Regions from separate parts of the Homo sapiens genome. Here region 2 is linked to region 1. The links are chromatin loops, found by intact Hi-C in ENCODE. Cell type or tissue: HepG2. All regions are shown on one strand. Links, peaks and the distances in the headings refer to the core of each region. The heading gives the core; the rest is flanking DNA.

Region 1 (10,199 bases), core at 1,056-9,055:
AAAATGACAGGACATCAAAGACCAATAGAAAACCTGAAAAGTAACTAGAGGAAAAGATAGATTATGTTAAAGGGAATAACTGTCTAAACGACAAGCTGATTTTCAACAGACAAAAATAAAGCTAGAGTTCAATGGATTCATGTCTTCAGTGTATTTCAAAAGTAGAATAGATCTTGATAAACAGAAACTTAAAATACATCTTTTCAGATAGAAGAAAAATTATTATTAATATTATTATTATTATTTTTGTTGGTAGAGTTGGAGTCTCACTCTGTTATCCAGGCTGGAGTTCAGTGGTAGGATCATGGCTTACTGCAGTCTGGAACTCCTGGGCTCAAACCATCCTCCCACCTCAGCCTTGTGAGTAGCTTCACTATGCCTGACTAACTTTTTCATTCATTGTAGAGGCAGTTTTACTGTGTTGCACAGGCTGGTCTTGAACTCCTGGGTGCTCCTGCCCCAGCCTTACAAAATGTTGGGATTATGGGTGTGAGCTACCCTGCCTGGCCAATAAAGGGTCTTATTGAAAATATTAAGTTGAATATGCAAGAAGGAATACAAATTAATGAAAGTGGTAAATATGTGCATAATTCTAAATGAATGTTTAGAAAATAATAATGTCTTGTTGGGGTAATTATACAATTGATAAGACATATGCAAATGGCAAAAAATAGAATGGAGGTAAAGGTGACAGGAGTAAGTTTAGTTAAATTATTTTCTGAACTTTTCTATGTCTATGAGGAGATTTTGAACAATGATAATATAATTCTACTCATAGGTATATATGCAAAGGAATTGTATCAAATGATATATGAAAGAATGTTCTAGTAGAATTATTCATAACTGTTCAAAAAAGAAACTGGCCAAATACATATTAAGGTTGGATGAATCATTACAGTAATTCCATGCAATGGAACAATATAGAGAAGTGAAAAAAAATCACATGTGCTTGCAACTATGTGACTAAATTTCAGAAACATAATGTTGAGTTCAGGAAGCCACAAACAAGAGGAACATGTAGGATTGCACCTATACAGCGTTCAAAGTAGGCTAGACCAAGCGATGGAGTTTAGGGTTGCATACCTAGTTGGTAAAGTATGAAGAAAATTGAGGAAATAACCATTATAAATTATGGATATTGCTTATATCAGGAGATGCGAAGAAGGGTTTAGGGACTTGGAAAGTGGAATGGAGGTGGATCTAGCCTGTTTTAGGTGTTCCTTGTCTTGCCCTGCATCATGGTTACTTGAGTGTTTATGATACACTGTGGTATTTCCCATTTTTGTATTGGTTCATTTCTAAGTGCGCATTATAACTTTAATATACAAATTTGTAATTAGGAGAAATATCTCATAGAAATTATTATTACTCGTCTCATTATATACTGAAGGGAAATATCAATTATTTGTATACATTCCTATACAACTCTAAGATAGTTGAAATAGGAACTTTCTTATTTAGTTGCAACATGAGGAAATTTGAGATGATGTTATCTGCCACCCCCAGATCTTTCCAAAGGATTTCTTCTAGCCTTAATTATCGACCTCACAGGACAAACCTTTGCCATTCCCCATCTATTTTTTCTTTCGGCTCCTGAATTCCTGACACAACAAGGTTGTACATATTTCCCACACTCTTGGTTTAAGAGTTCTTTTATCAGTTATGTTTCTCTGCAGGAGAAGACCCTTCAAAACTACATTAGATATTTATATCTCACATGTCGTTTGATGTTGGTTTTTTGTTTTGTTTTGTTTTGTTTTGTTTTGTTTTGTTTTTTGACAGAGTCTTGCTGTGTCGCCCAGGCTGGAGTGCAGTGGCATAATCTCAGTTCACTGCAACCTCCGCCTCCCGGGTTCATGCCATTCTCCTGCCTCAGCCTCCCGAGTAGCTGGGAATACAGGTGCACACCACCATGCCCTGCTAATTTTTGTATTTTTAGTAGAGATGGGGTTTCACCATGTTGGCCAGGATGGTCTCCATCTCTTGACCTCGTAATCTGCCTTCCTCAACCTCGCCTGCGCTGGGCCTGGATTTTATTTTTCTAAGCTGGGTTTGGTGGATGGCTGTGGTGATTTGAGATGGGCCAAATTCTACATCTTGGAGGACGTTAGAGTTTTGCCAATTTAATCTGGATCAGGTGGCAGCAATCTCACGTCATTAGTTTCTCATTCTTCTTCTGGGAACAGTGTACTAGATAGGCCATACTCTTATGGTAAATGGAAAGAAGAAGAATCCCCAGTATGGAAGCCATCTCAAATCTCTATGCAAACTGTAGTAATTTTCTGTTTATCAAAGTAAGTGAAATGATTGAACTCCAAGTTCAGGGGCAAGGTAGTCAGTCTTCCTGTGATAGGATACTGCAGGATTATATATCAAAGGGTCTGGTACTGAGGAATTCTTATAAAATTGCTAAATATTTTTTATAATAATATTTAAACATTAGACTTGAGAGAAACTTTACCAAGTCCTAAGAATTAGAGATAATGTTTTTGATAAATAAATATTATTCATGGGCTGAAAACCCTGAGTGGGAAAATAGGACTAATTTCATCTGCACAGCCTCTTGGAAACTCATTTTTTATTTTGGAAATTACAAGAAAATAATTTGTTCCATTCATAAGTGGTGTGCACATGTGTATATTTGTGTGCATATTTATGAGTTTGTGAATAATGAAGTTATACGAAAGTGTTAGCAGCAACCAGATCTTATGGAGTAGTGGCCTGCCTGTGGTTCTCAAGAAAATCTGAGATGCCTTTGATAAAAGCAGTTAGGATTCTGTGTATTTAAATCTGTGATTTAAAAAAGTCCGCATTGGTGATGATCTTAGTTATGACCAAGCTCCCTTTGAGAATTTAGATATTTACTATATGATATATATATTGAGTTACAAAACTTCCCTAACAACTGAAGTCACTAAAGATAAATGATGGAGAGGTTACACAAGGAAAAATTGCAAACACTGAAAGTGAATATGTCCCTATTTGCGTACTAGCAAATGAGGATTCAGGTTTCACGTCAATTTCAGTGTGAATAATTCCAGCCTATAACAAGAACAGACAGTGAATGAATGAGTTAATTTGAGTTGTTTGAAAATAAGAATGTTTTCCATAAAGAGATCATTGAACTCATCAGTTAACATGCCATGGTTATTTCTGGCTTGACACTGGTCACAACAATTAAAAGTAAAAAGAATGTCACAGCACATTCACAAATCAGGTGCATATAGAATTTAAGGTCAGGATATTCAAGCAATCACACCCAGTTATATTACATTGAGAGATGAAGCGAGCTATACTTTCTGAATCGAGTGGGGACTTGGAGAACGTTTCTGTAGCTAGCAAGGGGATTGTAAAATGCACCAAACAGTGCACTGTAAAACCACAGCAATCAGCGCTCTGTAGCTAGCAAGAGGATTGTAAAATGCACCAATCGCTCTAAAATACACCAAGCAACAGGATCCTAAAAGTAGCCAATGGCAGGGAGGATTGAAAAAAGGGCACTCTGATAGGACAAAAAAAGGAAAATGGGAGGGGACAAATAAGGGAATAAAAGCTCATGGCTTCAGCCAGCAGCAGCAACCTGCCTGGGTCGCCTTCCTCCCGGTGGAAGCTTTGTCCTTTCTCTCTTCTCAATAAACCTTGCTGTTGCTCACTCTTTGGGTCCATGCCATCTTTAAGAGCAGCAACACTCACCGTGAAGGTCGGTGGCTCCATTTTTGAAGTCAGGGAGACCACGAACCCACCTGCAGGAACCAACTCCGGACACAACACCAGCATTAAAACAATTTTTTTTTGTCTGTTCAGACATGACAACTTTTATACCCATCATTTTTTCCAGTGTGGTAGTGGTTCTATTTGTTATTGGAAATTTTGCTAATGGCTTCATAGCATTGGTAAATTCCATTGAGCGGGTCAAGAGACAAAAGATCTCTTTTGCTGACCAGATTCTCACTGCTCTGGCGGTCTCCAGAGTTGGTTTGCTCTGGGTATTATTATTAAATTGGTATTCAACTGTGTTTAATCCAGCTTTTTATAGTGTAGAAGTAAGAACTACTGCTTATAATGTCTGGGCAGTAACCGGCCATTTCAGCAACTGGCTTGCTACTAGCCTCAGCATATTTTATTTGCTCAAGATTGCCAATTTCTCCAACCTTATTTTTCTTCACTTAAAGAGGAGAGTTAAGAGTGTCATTCTGGTGATGCTGTTGGGGCCTTTACTATTTTTGGCTTGTCAACTTTTTGTGATAAACATGAAAGAGATTGTACGGACAAAAGAATATGAAGGAAACTTGACTTGGAAGATCAAATTGAGGAGTGCAGTGTACCTTTCAGATGCGACTGTAACCACGCTAGGAAACTTAGTGCCCTTCACTCTGACCCTGCTATGTTTTTTGCTGTTAATCTGTTCTCTGTGTAAACATCTCAAGAAGATGCAGCTCCATGGTAAAGGATCTCAAGATCCCAGCACCAAGGTCCACATAAAAGCTTTGCAAACTGTGATCTTTTTCCTCTTGTTATGTGCCGTTTACTTTCTGTCCATAATGATATCAGTTTGGAGTTTTGGGAGTCTGGAAAACAAACCTGTCTTCATGTTCTGCAAAGCTATTAGATTCAGCTATCCTTCAATCCACCCATTCATCCTGATTTGGGGAAACAAGAAGCTAAAGCAGACTTTTCTTTCAGTTTTGCGGCAAGTGAGGTACTGGGTGAAAGGAGAGAAGCCTTCATCTCCATAGATTCATGAGAGGGGCATTGTGTGTCTTCTAGCAGAAAACAAACTGGTGGTGTATGAAACATTTTATATTTCTTACTGGTTTTTCTATACTGTATGTGTATGAATAATTTCCCAACGTATACCTAGAAAAGCCTTTGACCTAATATTAGTCTAGAAAAAAAAATATATATATGTGTGTGTTTATGTGTGTATGAAAACTTAAGAACATTGACAATAACATGCTCTTTTCTGTTTTTTTCATACAAACTGCCAAATTATACAAAATATGACAAAAATTTCTTAGAATTTTGAAGCCATGTATATTTCATTCATGTATTTTATATTTCATTTGTAGAATTTATGATGTCTATTTATAATTATTAAGAAGTAACAGCTTATCCCAGGATAAATATTGCTCTTTTCTATTGTTATTTGAACCACAGGAATACACCACATTGTGCTTAGAATTCATTGCTTGAACCTCGAATTTATTGGATGGTAAAGTCATTCAATTCTAAATCAATAATGAGGATGTATCTTTGGTGTTTTATTCCATTATGAATTTCTATTTTATGTTTAGTAAAAAGCAATGAGAATTATTGTTAGAAAAGAATGCACACAGTAGAATTTGAGTGAGAAGCATATGCAGAGTAAATTTAATGTATGTCTACCATAAGCGGTACTGAGGAATATTAGATTTCATATGTGAATAGCTTAGGAAAAAATCCCTTCTCTAATAAAGGGATGAAATATCATGATCATGATCTGGATTGGTATCATCAGTTATGCATATGCAGTTAGAAACGTCATTTCTTCCGCTTTTGAATTAAAGAAAAGCTGTTTTTGAAGTTGAGATCTCATGCAAATTATTTTAGTATTCTTTCTAAAGCACTTTTAAGCCCCTGAATTGCTAATTATATCCTTACCTTCCATTTATGAAATTCCTTCTAAACTTCAGATAAGAGAACTCAAATCCTCTCTTTTTGAAAAATAAAATCAATGTAAATATAATATATAAATTGTGGAAAATATTTCAGTCAAACTTTTTGTAAATGTTAAAAAAGTATCTATGAAATCTGTGTATTAATTATGAGATGAGCCTTAACGTTGTAATTTTGTCATCAATGATGAAATGAAAGGGTGTTGACATATTCTTTAATAGGAAGTTCTATTATAAGAAAGAAATGTACAGTCTTGTTCACAGCTAAATTCTACTTGACTGTATTAATTCTTGGTGTTATGAAATTTAAACAATGTGATTTAAACCTTAAGATGAATCATCCCCCCACCTGATTTGTGTATTTTTTTAATCATATATCTTCCTCAGTACAATGTAAGGACTGTAAAAAAAGAGATAATGTCTGTCTTGCTTTCTGTTGACTCCCAGGAACTCGAAACCAGCACCAAGAATAGATGGTCAAAAATGATACTTTAATGAACAAATAAATGGGTGGCTAAAATGGATAAGTTGATGTGGTAAACCAGTGAAAAGGAAACTCACACAAAATCTGCAGTTGCATGAATTCCCCTGTTCCAGTCTCAGGTTAAGATTACAGGCTTATCCAAGCAGAATCCTTCTCCTAAGGAAAAGTTTGGCTATTCCACAATTTTAGGGGAAATATGACAATAATATAGTCTTGATGCAGCTGTATCAGGTGTCTGAGTTGGAGACAAGGTAGAACACCAAAATTAGATGGCACCTATTATAATAGTTTGAAAAATCATATAAACAACTTTGGTCTATTTGAATATGTATTTTTTTCTATTGTCAATTATTTGTATTATGATATTTTCTAGTTGATTATTTAAACAAAAATGACATTTCATTTCAAAAAATTGAGTTAGTAACCAGCTACTTTACCAAAATGTTTTTAATGTAATACCTGTTATTGAAGTGCTACCATTTATTTAGAAGTCAAGTTCAAGACAAAAATGGCAAGGACGTGTGGAAATTGAGACCGGAACAAATGTGAAACAATGTGTGGTGATGTCTGGTATGACCCTGATGGCAGCCACTTCACAGTGAGGTGAGAGAGACAGCATGATGGTCATCAGATGCATGTACTTGGCTTCCAGCACTTTTCCAGAAGGGCTACAAGGGGAAACCACAGCTGGCATTAGTCCATGGAAGAGAGAGAGGAGGGAGAATGTATCTGCTCATCTGTCATTAGTCTTCTATTTCCTATTGGTCAGGGTTTCCTTGAGGCAGAACTATCATCTCTGCTGTTCTGTCTTACATCATCCAGTCCCTTGGTGGTGGTCATGAAAGTCAGACCTCATGCCCACAGTGTGGTGATGCATTCAAGTCCCAAATAGAAGGATGACCTGGATCAGGCAAGGTGCTGGCCAGGGGAATTGGACATAGTGAAGAGAATCTGAGAAAGCACATGTTTGTGTCCAGTACCGCCACTCCTTGTGCCACTGAGGCGTGCTCATACCCTCCAGTCATGGCTGGCTTTATGAGCATATGACGTCCACAGTTGCATAGGGTTTTGTGCTTATAGGGACTTGTGCTTAGAGGGACTCTATGCTTGGATTAATATTCTGCACTTGCTATTTTGTTTGTCAGACAGAGGATACTTGTCTGCTGAAGAGAGAATGGTCTTACACTAATTCCATAGGGATTTGCTCTCCCCTCTCCAACAGGCTTGTCAGAGACATGCACAGAGTCCTATAATGACCACTATGTATGTTCTAGCATCTTTGAATCCTGCTGGATCATCTGGCTCAGTGGCCAGAGCAGCTTGGAGCAGAGTCTATATCTTCTGTAGAGCCCTCATTTGTTCTGGATTCCACTTGAGACCAGCAGCCTGGGAAACTTCATTAATGAGTCAGAGCAATATTCTCAAATGTGGAATATGTTGTCTCCAAAATCCCAATAGGCCCCCAAAACATTGTGTCTCTTTTGTAGTGATAGGAAATTTATAGAGAGAGCAACATGCCATATACTGTAAAAAAGATTGTTTCAACGTGTGGTCTAGGGACACTGAATGCTTTAAAACATCACCTATGCTGTAGGTCCCTGAATCTTCTCAGGTTGATTTCTTTTCTTCTGGTATTTTACTTCCATTCATCGTTAGAGTATTTTACTATAGTTAAGAAACTTGCCACTTCCTGATTATTGTACCAAGTAATATATTATTATTATTATTGCTATTATTTTGAGACAGGGTCTCATTCTGTCCCTGAGGCTGGAGTTCAGTGGCAGGATCACAGCTCATTACAGCCTCAACCTTCTGGGCTCAAGTGATTCCCCCACCTCTGCATTGCTAGCAGCTGGGACTGCAGGGGCACAACATCACGCCTGGCTAATTTTTGTATTTTCTGTAGGGCTAGGATTTCACAGTGTTACCCAGGCTGGTCTCAAAATCCTGGGCTCAAATGATCTTCCCGTGTCGGCCTCCTAAAATGATGGGATTACAGTCATGTGCCACAGGGCCTGGTCTGTAATATTATTAATATATTAAATAATCACGATGTTTTAAAAAATGTAAATTAAACAGAAGTGACATAGCCGTGATATAAAACAGTGACACAGTGTTATTATTATGATACAAGGCAAATTGTTTTGATTTTTCCTCATAATGGGTGTAGATTAAGAACCATTCAGCAAATCACAAGCCCAGTAAAAAGTACCAGAAGCTCTGCTCTGCTTAGTGAAGACAGCACATCCTGGAAAGCATTTGTGAGTGTTGATTTAAGTTTCTGGTAGTCTGCATTCATTCTATAACCCGTCTGGTTTTGATAGAGGCCAGATAGGTTTAGTGAATCGGCTTATAGAAAGGACTACCATCCCCTGTAACTTTCAAGTGTTTTGTCACGGCACTGACCAGTTCCATTCCTTAGGGAATGCGGTTATTATATTTTATATATTTTGTTGCCAGTAGAGGAGAATTTCAGAGGCTTCCCTTTGGTCCTGCTATAATAATGTCCTTTACTCTACAGTTCACGAAGAATGTGAGTCCTGCCGGCTGCCATACATATCTATTTCAATTATACTTTCAGGAAGAGGTAGTAACTACAAACTGATTAGCTCCACCTTGGAATGGACATGAGCCGAAGCTCTAGGTAGTATCTGACCTTCAAAAACTCCCCCTGCAGGCTGGATGTGATGGCTCATGCCTGCAGTCCTAGCACTTTGGGAGGCGAAGGTGGGAGGATCCCTTGAGAGCAGGAGTTCCCTTCACAACATGTGGAAACTCCGTCTGTACAAAAAATTTAAAAAATTAGCTGGTGTGTTGGTGCATGCCTATAGTTCCAAATACTTGGGAAGCTGAGGCAGGAGGATTGCTTGAGCGCAGGAGTTCCAGGCTGCAGTGGACTATGATCCTGCCACTGTACTCCAGCTTGGGTAACAGAGGGAGACTGTGTCTCAGAAGAAGAAAAAAAAACAAGTATAAGTTCTCACCGGTATCTTAAACATCAAGTAAAACAGTATCGAGTAAAACAAAAAACTAAAAACTCCAAAAGTCAAAAACACTTTTAAAAAGAACATGGTGTTAAGAGTAGTTTGTTCAGTTTCCCCATAGAAAATGATTTATGGAAGGAGAATAAAAGATTATTCTGAACACTAAAACAATAAGACTGAAAAAATGAATTATCAATATTGAGAATCCAATAGACAGAGTTAACCAGTTGGATACAGTACAAGAGAGAATAAGTGAATTGGAAGATAGCTACACAGAATGAAGCATAGAAGGGAAGAGATGGAAATACACAGAGCTAGAGGGTAACACATTGATGCTACAGACAGAACACCTAACATACTTCTGGAGTTCTGTAAGATTAGAGGAGAGAAAATAGAGCAAGAGAAATGTTGCAAGGATTTTTCCAAAAGGTATAAAATGTATCCCTGAATATATTTTTAGTAATCTCAAACTTCAGGCATGATAACTAAAACCAAATTAACATAAAATAATACAGGACGCAAAAGACCAATAGAAAATCTGAAAAGTAGCTAGAGGTAGAAGATAGAGTATGTTGAAAAGAACTGTATTCTAAATACAACCTGATTTTAACAGAAAACATGGAAGCAGGAATTCAATGGATTAATGGGAATCATGTCTTCAATGTGTTTCCAAAGAGTAGTAGACCTTCATAAACAGAAATTGAAAATGATATTTTTCAGATAAAATAAAATTACTGAAAATACAAAGTTGAACACGCAAGGAGCATTACAAATTAATGACAATCCATGCTGGCTAACACGGTGAAACCCCGTCTCTACTAAAAATAAAAAAAAATTAGCCTGGCGTGGTGGCGGGCACCTGCAGTCCCAGCTACTCCGGAGGCTGAGGCAGGAGAATGGCTAAACCCGGAAGGCGGAGCTTTCAGTGAGCAGAGATCGTGCCACTGCACTCCAGCCTGGGTGACAGGGAGACTATGTCTCAAAAAAAAAAAAAAAAATTAATGACAATGAAAACTAAGTGTGTAATTCTAAATAAATGTTGACTATATAAAACAATAGTGTCTTCTTGGATTGAAT
Region 2 (10,199 bases), core at 1,398-9,397, 61 kb before region 1:
GAGGCTGCCTAGATCCTGCTTTTACTCTCTTCTTTGACCAAAGTATTACAAAAATAAAAATATCATTACCATTTTCATGTCAGGTATACTAAAAGTTTAAAAAAACTTTTTTTAATAACTTGATTTTAGGAATATTGGTTTAGTTTCTCCGTTAGAAAACGATTTATATAAGGAGAACAAAAAGTTCATTTCTACCTCTAAAACAATAAGACAAAAAAAAGGGTCATCAATTTTGAGAATCCAATAGCGTTAACAACCAGTTAAACATAAGAAAGAATTAGTGAATTGGAAGATAACTACCCAGAATGAAGCATAAAGAGATCAAGAGGTAGAAAATATAAGGCTAGAGGGCCACAGACAGTGAAGCTACAATCAGAACAACTAACATACTTCTGCAGTTCCAGAAGATTAGAAGAGAGCAAATGGGGCAGAAGCAATGTGGAGATTTTTCCAAAAGTGATAAAGTATATCAGTTCATATATTTTTAGAAACTATCAGACTTCAGACACGATAACTAAAACCAAATTAACATAAAATGACAGGACATCAAAGACCAATAGAAAACCTGAAAAGTAACTAGAGGAAAAGATAGATTATGTTAAAGGGAATAACTGTCTAAACGACAAGCTGATTTTCAACAGACAAAAATAAAGCTAGAGTTCAATGGATTCATGTCTTCAGTGTATTTCAAAAGTAGAATAGATCTTGATAAACAGAAATTTAAAATATATCTTTTCAGATAAAAGAAAAATTATTATTATTATTATTTTTGTTGGTAGAGTTGGATTCTCACTCTGTTGTCCACGCTGGAGTTCAGTGGTAGGATCATGGCTTACTGCAGTCTGGAACTCCTGGGCTCAAACCATCCTCCCACCTCAGCCTTGTGAGTAGCTTCACTATGCCTGACTAACTTTTTCATTCATTGTAGAGGCAGTTTTGCTGTGTTGCACAGGCTGGTCTTGAACTCCTGGGTGCTCCTGCCCCAGCCTTACAAAATGTTGGGATTATGGGTGTGAGCTACCCTGCCTGGCCAATAAAGGGTCTTATTGAAAATATTAAGTTGAATATGCAAGAAGGAATACAAATTAATGAAAGTGGTAAATATGTGCATAATTCTAAATGAATGTTTAGAAAATAATAATGTCTTGTTGGGGTAATTATACAATTGATAAGACATATGCAAATGGCAAAAAATAGAATGGAGGTAAAGGTGACAGGAGTAAGTTTAGTTAAATTATTTTCTGAACTTTTCTATGTCTATGAGGAGATTTTGAACAATGATAATATAATTCTACTCATAGGTATATATGCAAAGGAATTGTATCAAATGATATATGAAAGAATGTTCTAGTAGAATTATTCATAACTGTTCAAAAAAGAAACTGGCCAAATACATATTAAGGTTGGATGAATCATTACAGTAATTCCATGCAATGGAACAATATAGAGAAGTGAAAAAAAATCACATGTGCTTGCAACTATGTGACTAAATTTCAGAAACATAATGTTGAGTTCAGGAAGCCACAAACAAGAGGAACATGTAGGATTGCACCTATACAGCGTTCAAAGTAGGCTAGACCAAGCGATGGAGTTTAGGGTTGCATACCTAGTTGGTAAAGTATGAAGAAAATTGAGGAAATAACCATTATAAATTATGGATATTGCTTATATCAGGAGATGCGAAGAAGGGTTTAGGGACTTGGAAAGTGGAATGGAGGTGGATCTAGCCTGTTTTAGGTGTTCCTTGTCTTGCCCTTCATCATAGTTACTTGAGTGTTTATGATACACTGTGGAATTTCCCAGTTTTGTATTGGTTCATTTCTAAGTGCGCATTATAACTTTAATATACAAATTTGTAATTAGGAGAAATATAGAAATTATTATTACTCATCTCATTATATACCGAAGGGAAATATCAAATATTTGTATACATTCTTACACAATTCTAAGATAGTTGAAATAGGAACTTTCTTATTTAGTTGCAACATAAGAAAATTTGAGATGATGTTATCTGCCACCCCCAGATCTTTCCAAAGGATTTCTTCTAGCCTTAATTATCCATCTCACAGGACAAACCTTTGCCATTCCCCATCTATTTTTTCTTTTGGCTCCTGAATTCCTGACACAACAAGGATGTACATATTTCCCACACTCTTGGTTTAGCAGAGTTCTTTTATCAGTTATGTTTTTGTGCAGGAGAAAACCCTCCAAACCTACATTAGATATTTATATCTCACATGTCGTTTGACGTCGGGTTTTTTTTTTTTTTTTTTTTTTTTTTGACAGAGTCTTGGTCTGTCACTCAGGCTGGGGTGCAGTGGCGTGATCTCAGTTTACTGCAACCTCCGCCTCCGGGGTTCACGCCATTCTCCTGCCTCAGCCTCCTGAGTAGCTGGGGCTACAGGCCCACACCACCATGCCCTGCTAATTTTTGTATTTTTAGTAGAGACGGGGTTTCACCATGTTGGCCAGGATGGTCTCCATCTCTTGACCTCATAATCTGCCTTCCTCAGCCTTGCCTGCACTGGACCTGGATTTTATTTTTCTAAGCCAGGTTTGGTGGATGGCTGTCGTGATTTGAGATGGGCCAAATTCTGCATCTTGGAGGACGTTAGAGTTTTGCCAATTTAGTCTGGATCAGGTGGCGGCAATCTGACTTCAATAGTTTCTCATTCTTCTTCTGGGAACAGTGTACTAGCCAGGCGATATTCTCATGGTAAATGGAAAGAGGAAGAATCCCCAGTATGGAAGCCATCTCAAATCTCTATGGAAAGAGGAAGAATCCCCAGTATGGAAGCCATCTCAAATCTCTATGCAAACTGTAGTAATTTTTTGTTTATCAAAATAAGTGAAATGATTGAATTCCAAGTTCAGGGGTAAGGTAGTCAGTCTTCCTGTGATAGGAGGATACTGCAGGATTCTATATCAAAGGGTCTGGTACTCAGGAATTGTTATAAAATTGCTAAATATTTTGTATAATAATAAATATTTAAACATTAGACTTGAGACGAACTTTACCAAGTCCTAAGAATTAGAGATATGTTTGATAAATAAATATTATTCATGGGCTGAAAACCCGGGAAAATAGGACTAATTTCATCTGCACAGCCTCTTGGAAACTCATTTTTTATTTTGGAAATTACAAGAAAATAATTTGTTCCATTCATAAGTGGTGTGCACGTGTGTATTTGTGTGCATATTTATGAGTTTGTGAATAATGAAGTTATACGAAAGTATTAGCAGCAACCAGATCTTATGGAGGATTGGCCTGCCTGTGGTTCTCAAGAAAATCTGAGATGCCTTTGATAAAAGCAGTTAGGATTCTGTGTATTTAAATCTGTGATTTAAAAAAGTCCGCATTGGTGATGATCTTAGTTATGACCAAGCTCCCTTTGAGAATTTAGACATTTACTGGATGATATATATATTAAGTTACAAAACTTCCCTAACAACTGAAGTCACTAAAGATAAATGATGGAGAGTTTACACAAGGAAAAATTGCAAACACTGAAAGTGAATATGTCCCTATTTGCATACTAGCAAATGAGGATTCAGGTCTCACGTCAATTTCAGTGTGAATAATTCCAGCCTATAACAAGAACAGACAGTGAATGAATGAGTTAATTTGAGTTGTTTGAAAATAGGAATGTTTTCCATAAAGAGATCATTGAACTCATCAGTTAACATGCCATGGTTATTTCTGGCTTGACACTGGTCACAACAATTAAAAGTAAAAAGAATGTCACAGCACATTCACAAATCAGGTGCATATAGAATTTAAGGTCAGGATATTCAAGCAATCACACCCAGTTTTATTAGATTGAGAGATGAAGCCAGCTATACTTCCTGAATCTTGTGGGGACTTGGAGAACGTTTCTGAAGCTAGCAAGGGGATTGTAAAATGCACCAATCAGCGCACTGTAAAACCACAGCAATCAGCGCTCTGTAGCTAGCAAGAGGATTGTAAAATGCACCAATCGCTCTAAAATGCACCAATCAACAGGATCCTAAAAGTAGCCAGTCGGAGGGAGGATTGATAAAAGGGCACTCTGATAGGACAAAAAAGGAAAATGGGAGGGGACAAATAAGGGAATAAAAGCTCATGGCTTCAGCCAGCCGCGGCAACCTACCTGGGTTGCCTTTCACTCTGTGGAAGCTTTGTCCTTTCTCTCTTCTCAATAAACCTTGCTGTTGCTCACTCTTTGGGTCCACACCATCTTTAAGAGCAGCAACACTCACCGTGAAGGTCAGTGGCTCCCTTTTGAAGTCAGCGAGACCACGAACCCACCTGCAGGAACCAATTCCGGACACAACACCAGCATTTAAAAAAATTTTTTTTGTCTGTTCAGACATGATAACTTTTCTACCCATCATTTTTTCCAGTCTGGTAGTGGTTACATTTGTTATTGGAAATTTTGCTAATGGCTTCATAGCACTGGTAAATTCCATTGAGTGGTTCAAGAGACAAAAGATCTCCTTTGCTGACCAAATTCTCACTGCTCTGGCGGTCTCCAGAGTTGGTTTGCTCTGGGTATTATTATTAAACTGGTATTCAACTGTGTTGAATCCAGCTTTTAATAGTGTAGAAGTAAGAACTACTGCTTATAATATCTGGGCAGTGATCAACCATTTCAGCAACTGGCTTGCTACTACCCTCAGCATATTTTATTTGCTCAAGATTGCCAATTTCTCCAACTTTATTTTTCTTCACTTAAAGAGGAGAGTTAAGAGTGTCATTCTGGTGATGTTGTTGGGGCCTTTGCTATTTTTGGCTTGTCATCTTTTTGTGATAAACATGAATGAGATTGTGCGGACAAAAGAATTTGAAGGAAACATGACTTGGAAGATCAAATTGAAGAGTGCAATGTACTTTTCAAATATGACTGTAACCATGGTAGCAAACTTAGTACCCTTCACTCTGACCCTACTATCTTTTATGCTGTTAATCTGTTCTTTGTGTAAACATCTCAAGAAGATGCAGCTCCATGGTAAAGGATCTCAAGATCCCAGCACCAAGGTCCACATAAAAGCTTTGCAAACTGTGATCTCCTTCCTCTTGTTATGTGCCATTTACTTTCTGTCCATAATGATATCAGTTTGGAGTTTTGGAAGTCTGGAAAACAAACCTGTCTTCATGTTCTGCAAAGCTATTAGATTCAGCTATCCTTCAATCCACCCATTCATCCTGATTTGGGGAAACAAGAAGCTAAAGCAGACTTTTCTTTCAGTTTTTTGGCAAATGAGGTACTGGGTGAAAGGAGAGAAGACTTCATCTCCATAGATTCACGAGAGGGGCATTGTGTATCTTCTAGCAGGAAACAAACTGGTGGTGTATGAAACATTTTATATTTCTTACTGGTTTTTCTATACTGTATGTGTATGAATAATTTCCAAACGTATACCTAGAAAAGTCTTTGACCCAATGGCAGTCTAGAAAATATATATATATATATATATATATATATGTGTGTGTGTGTGTGTGTATTTGTGTATGAAAACTTAACATTGACAACAACATGCTCTTTTCTGTTTTTTCATACAAACTGCCAAATTATACAAAATATGACAAAAACTTCTTAGAATTTTGAAGCCATGTTTATTTCATTCATGTATTTTTTATTTCATTTGTAGAATTTGCAATGTCTATTTATAATTATTAAGAAGTAAGAGCTTATCCCCGGAAAAATATTGCTCTTTTCTATTGTTATTTGAACCACAGGAATATACCACATTGTGCTTAGAATTCATTGCTTGAACCTCAAATTTATTGGATGGTAAGGTCATTCAATTCTAAATCAATAATGAGGATGTATCCTCGGTGTTTTATTCCATTATGAATTTCTATTTTATGTTTAGTAAAAAGCAATGAGAATTATTGTTAGAAAACAATGCACACAATAGAATTTGAGTGAGAAGCATATGCAGAGTAAATTTAATGTATGTCTACCATAAGCGGTACTGAGGAATATTAGATTTCATATGTGAATAGCTTAGGAAAAAATTCCTTCTCTAATAAAGGGATGAAACATCATGATCATGATCTTGATTGGTATCATCAGTTATGCATATGCAGTTAGAAACGTCATTTCTTCCGCTTTTGAATTAAAGAAAATCTGTTTTTGAAGTTGAGATCTCATGTAAATTATTTTAGTATTCTTTCTAAAGCACTTTTAAGCCCCTGATTTGCTAATTATATCCTTACCTTCCGTTTGTAAAATTCCTTCTAAACTTCAGATAAGAGAACTCAAATCCTCTCTTTTTGAAAAATAAAATCAATGTAAATATAGTATAGAAATTGTGGAAAATATTTCAGTCAAACTTTTTGTAAATGTTAAAATAGTATCTGTGAACCCTATGTATTAATTATGGGATGAGCCGTAACTTTGTAATTTTGTCATCAATGATGAAATGAAAGGGTGTTGACATATTCTTTAATAGGAAGTTCTATTATAAGAAAGAAATGTACAGTCCTGTTCACAGCTAAATTCTATTACGTTCATTAATACTTTAATGAACAAATAAATGGGTGGCTAAAATGGGTAAGCTGATGTGGTAAACCAATGAAAAGGAAACTCATCACAAAATCTGCAGTTGCATGAATTCCCCTGTTCCGGTCTCAGGTTAAGATTACAGGCTTATCCAAGCAGAATCCTTCCTCTAAGGAAAAGTTTGGCTATTCCACAATTTTAGGGGAAATATCACAATAATATAGTCTTGATGCAGCTGTATCAGGTGTCTGAGTTGGAGACAAGGTAGAACATCAAAATTAGATGGCACCTATTACAATAGTTTGAAAAATCATATAAACAACTTTGGTCTATTTGAATTTTTTTTCTATTGTGAATTATATATTTGTATTATGATATTTTCTAGTTGACTATTTAAATAAAATGGCATTTCATTTCAAAAAATTGAGTTAGTAACCAGCTACTTTACCAAAATGTTTTTAATGTAATACCTGTTATTAAAGTGCTAACATTTATTTAGAAGTCAAATTCAAGACAAAAATGGCAAGGACGTGTGGAAATTGAGACAGGAAGAAATGTGAAACAATGTGTGGTGATGTCTGGTATGGCTCTGCTGGCAGCCACTTCACAGTGAGGTGAGAGAGACAGCATGACGGTCATCAGATGCGTGTACTTGGCTTCCAGCACTTTTTCCAGAAGGGCTACAGGGGGAAACCACAGCTGGCATTAGTCCGTGGAAGTGAGAGAGGAGGGAGAATGTATCTGCTCGGCTGTCATTAGTCTTCTATTTCTTATTGGTCAGGGTTTCCTTGAGGCAGAACTATCATCTCTGTTGTTCTGTCTTCCATCATCCAGTCCCTTGGTGGTGGTCATGAAAGTCATACCTTATGCCCACAGTGTGGTGATGCATTCAAGTCCCAAATGGAATGATGACCTGGATCGGGCAAGGTACTAGCCAGGGGAATAGGACATAGTGAAGGGAATCTAAGAAAGCACATGTTTGTGTCCAATACCATCACTCCTTGTGCCACTGAGGCGTGCTCATACCCTCCAGTCATGGCTGGCTTTATGAGCATATGACGTCCACAGTTGCATAGGGTTTTGTGCTTATAGGGACTTGTGTTTAGAGGGACTCTATGCTTGGATTAATGTTCTCCACTTGCTGTTTTGTTTTTCACACAGAGGATACTCCTCTGCTGAAGAGGGAATGTTCTTGCACTAATTCCATAGGGATTTGCTCTCCTGTCTCCTACAGGCTTGTCAGAGACATGCACAGAGTCCTATAATGACCACTATGTATGTTTCTAGCATCTTTGAATCCTGCTGGATCATCTGGCACAGTGGCCAGAGCAGCTTGGAGCAGAGTCCATATCTTCTGTAGAGCCCACTTTTGTTCTGGATTCTGCTTGAGACCAGTAGCCTGGGAAACTTCATTAATGAGTCAGAGCTATATTCTCAAATGTGGAATATGTTGTCTCCAAAATCCCAATAGGCCCCCAAAATACTGGGTCTCTTTTGTAGTGATAGGAAATTTATAGAGAGAGCAACATGCCATATACTGTAAAAAAGATTGTTTCAACGTGTGGTCTAGGGACACTGAATGCTTTAAAACATCACCTATGCTGTAGGTCCCTGAATCTTCTCAGGTTGATTTCTTTTCTTCTGGTATTTTACTTCCATTCATCGTTAGAGTATTTTACTATAGTTAAGAAACTTGCCACTTCCTGATTATTGTACCAAGTAATATATTATTATTATTATTGCTATTATTTTGAGACAGGGTCTCATTCTGTCCCTGAGGCTGGAGTTCAGTGGCAGGATCACAGCTCATTACAGCCTCAACCTTCTGGGCTCAAGTGATTCCCCCACCTCTGCATTGCTAGCAGCTGGGACTGCAGGGGCACAACATCACGCCTGGCTAATTTTTGTATTTTCTGTAGGGCTAGGATTTCACCGTGTTACCCAGGCTGGTCTCAAACTCCTGGGCTCAAATGATCTTCCCGTGTCGGCCTCCTAAAATGATGGCATTACAGTCATGTGCCACAGGGCCTGGTCTGTAATATTATTAATATATTAAATAATCACGATGTTTTAAAAAATGTAAATTAAACTGAGAACAGAAGTGACATAGCCATGATATAAAACAGTGACAGTGTTATTATTATTATAAAACGAGGCAAATTGTTTTGATTTTTCCTCATAATGGGTGTAGATTAAGAACCATTCACCAAATCACAAGCCCGGTAAAAAGTACCAGAAGCTCTGCTCTGCTTAGTGAAGACAGCACATCCTGGAAAGCATTTGTGAGTGTTTATTTAAGTTCATGGTAGTCTGCATTGATTCTGTAATCCATCTGGTTTTGGTAGAGGCCAGATAGGTTAAGTGAATCAGGTTATAGAAAGGACTACCATCCCCTGTAACTTGCAAGTGTTTTGTCATGGCAGTGACCAGTTCCATTCCTTAGGGAATGCGGTTATTATATTTTGTACATTGTGTTGCCAGTAGAGGAGAATTTCAGAGGCTTCCCTTTGGTCCTGCTATAATAATGTCCCTTACTCCACAGTTCACGAATAATGTGAGTGTCCTGCCAGCTGCCATGCATATCCATTTCAGTTACACTTTCAGGAAGAGGTAATAACTACAAACTGATTAGCTCCACCTTGGGATGGACATGAGCCAAAGCTCTAGGTAGCATCTGACCTTCAGAAACTCTCAATGCAGGCTGGATGTCATGGCTCATGCCTGTAGTCCTACTACTTTGGGAGGCCAAGGTGGGAGGACCCCTTGAGAGCAGGAGTTCCCTTTGCAACATATGGAAACTCCATCTCTACAAAAAATTTAAAAAATTAGCTGGCATGTTGGTGCATGCCTATAGTCCCAAATACTTGGGAAGCTGAGGCAGGAGGATTGCTTGAGCCCAGGAGTTCAAGGCTGCAGTGGGCTATGATTGTGCCACTGTACTCCAGCTTGGGTAACAGAGGGAGACTGTGTCTCAGAAGAAAAAAAAAAAACAAGTTTAACTTCTCACTGGTATCTTAAATATCAAGTAAAACAGTATCGAATCGATAATGAACAATCTTTGGTTCCTGCCTATAAGAGGTAAACTTGAAAGTAGTAATACAAATAGTATATTAACTCCTAACAAAATTAACCAAAGACAGTTGTATTTTCATCGCCCTTTGTTGGTGGTGGTGGTGTTTTTGAGATGGAGTTTGCACGGTCTCCCCACTGGAGTGGAGTGGCATGATCTCAACTAACTACAACCCCCCACTCCTGGGTTCCAATGATTTTTCTGCCACAGCCACCTGAGTAGCTGGGATTTTATGCATGTGCCACCACACCTGGCTACTTTTTGTATTTTTAGTGGAGACAGGGTTTCACCGTGTTGGCCATGCTGGTTTCAAACTCCTGACCTCAGGTGATGCACCTGCCTCAGCCTCCCAAAGTGCTGGGATTACAGGCCTGAGCCACCGCACCCGGCCTATCGTCTCCTTTTTATAGGTAATTATACTGAGGCAGGCAGTAGTTGTAAAATGGAGTCTCACATCATAGTTATATGAAGCAGGGAATCTGGTTTCCTGTCTTGGCAGTCTGACTTCAAGATCCCCTCTTAGAAACCATTATACTATAAAAACTGAAAAGAAATAAAATCCAAGATTGGAGACTGATTTTAACATCTATTTTAAACCATTTCATAATCAAAAATAAATTAAATAGGGAAAAATAAACCTG

Evidence for each region. A loop is a pair of places that touch in the nucleus more often than their neighbours do. Peaks named below come from ENCODE experiments on the same cell type or tissue, not always from the same donor. Only the 100,000 strongest peaks of a DNase experiment are listed, where the experiment ranks them.
Region 2: it touches region 1 in a loop (20-fold over the local background); 16 of 110 quality-filtered maps call a loop at or near these places.

What each region holds. Positions count from the first base shown.
Region 1 is chr12:11,024,943-11,035,141 of GRCh38, reverse strand. PRH1-TAS2R14 (PRH1-TAS2R14 readthrough) reads left to right here. Exons shown (of 5, transcript NM_001316893.2): 3 at 257-360. It overlaps TAS2R31 (taste 2 receptor member 31), which reads left to right and starts at 3,735. Exons shown (of 1, transcript NM_176885.2): 1 at 3,735-4,755. The coding sequence starts at 3,807. The coding sequence ends at 4,736. It overlaps PRH1-PRR4 (PRH1-PRR4 readthrough), which reads left to right. Exons shown (of 10, transcript NR_037918.2): 3 at 257-360. It also overlaps a transcript of PRH1 not described here. In HepG2, for the core only: no CTCF peak of the experiment used is centred there; no DNase peak of the experiment used is centred there.
Region 2 is chr12:11,086,382-11,096,580 of GRCh38, reverse strand. All of the region lies in intron 1 of PRH1-TAS2R14 (PRH1-TAS2R14 readthrough), which reads left to right. TAS2R43 (taste 2 receptor member 43) reads left to right here and starts at 4,268. Exons shown (of 1, transcript NM_176884.2): 1 at 4,268-5,294. The coding sequence starts at 4,352. The coding sequence ends at 5,281. The region is part of intron 1 of PRH1-PRR4 (PRH1-PRR4 readthrough); the gene reads left to right. It also overlaps a transcript of PRH1 not described here. In HepG2, for the core only: no CTCF peak of the experiment used is centred there; no DNase peak of the experiment used is centred there.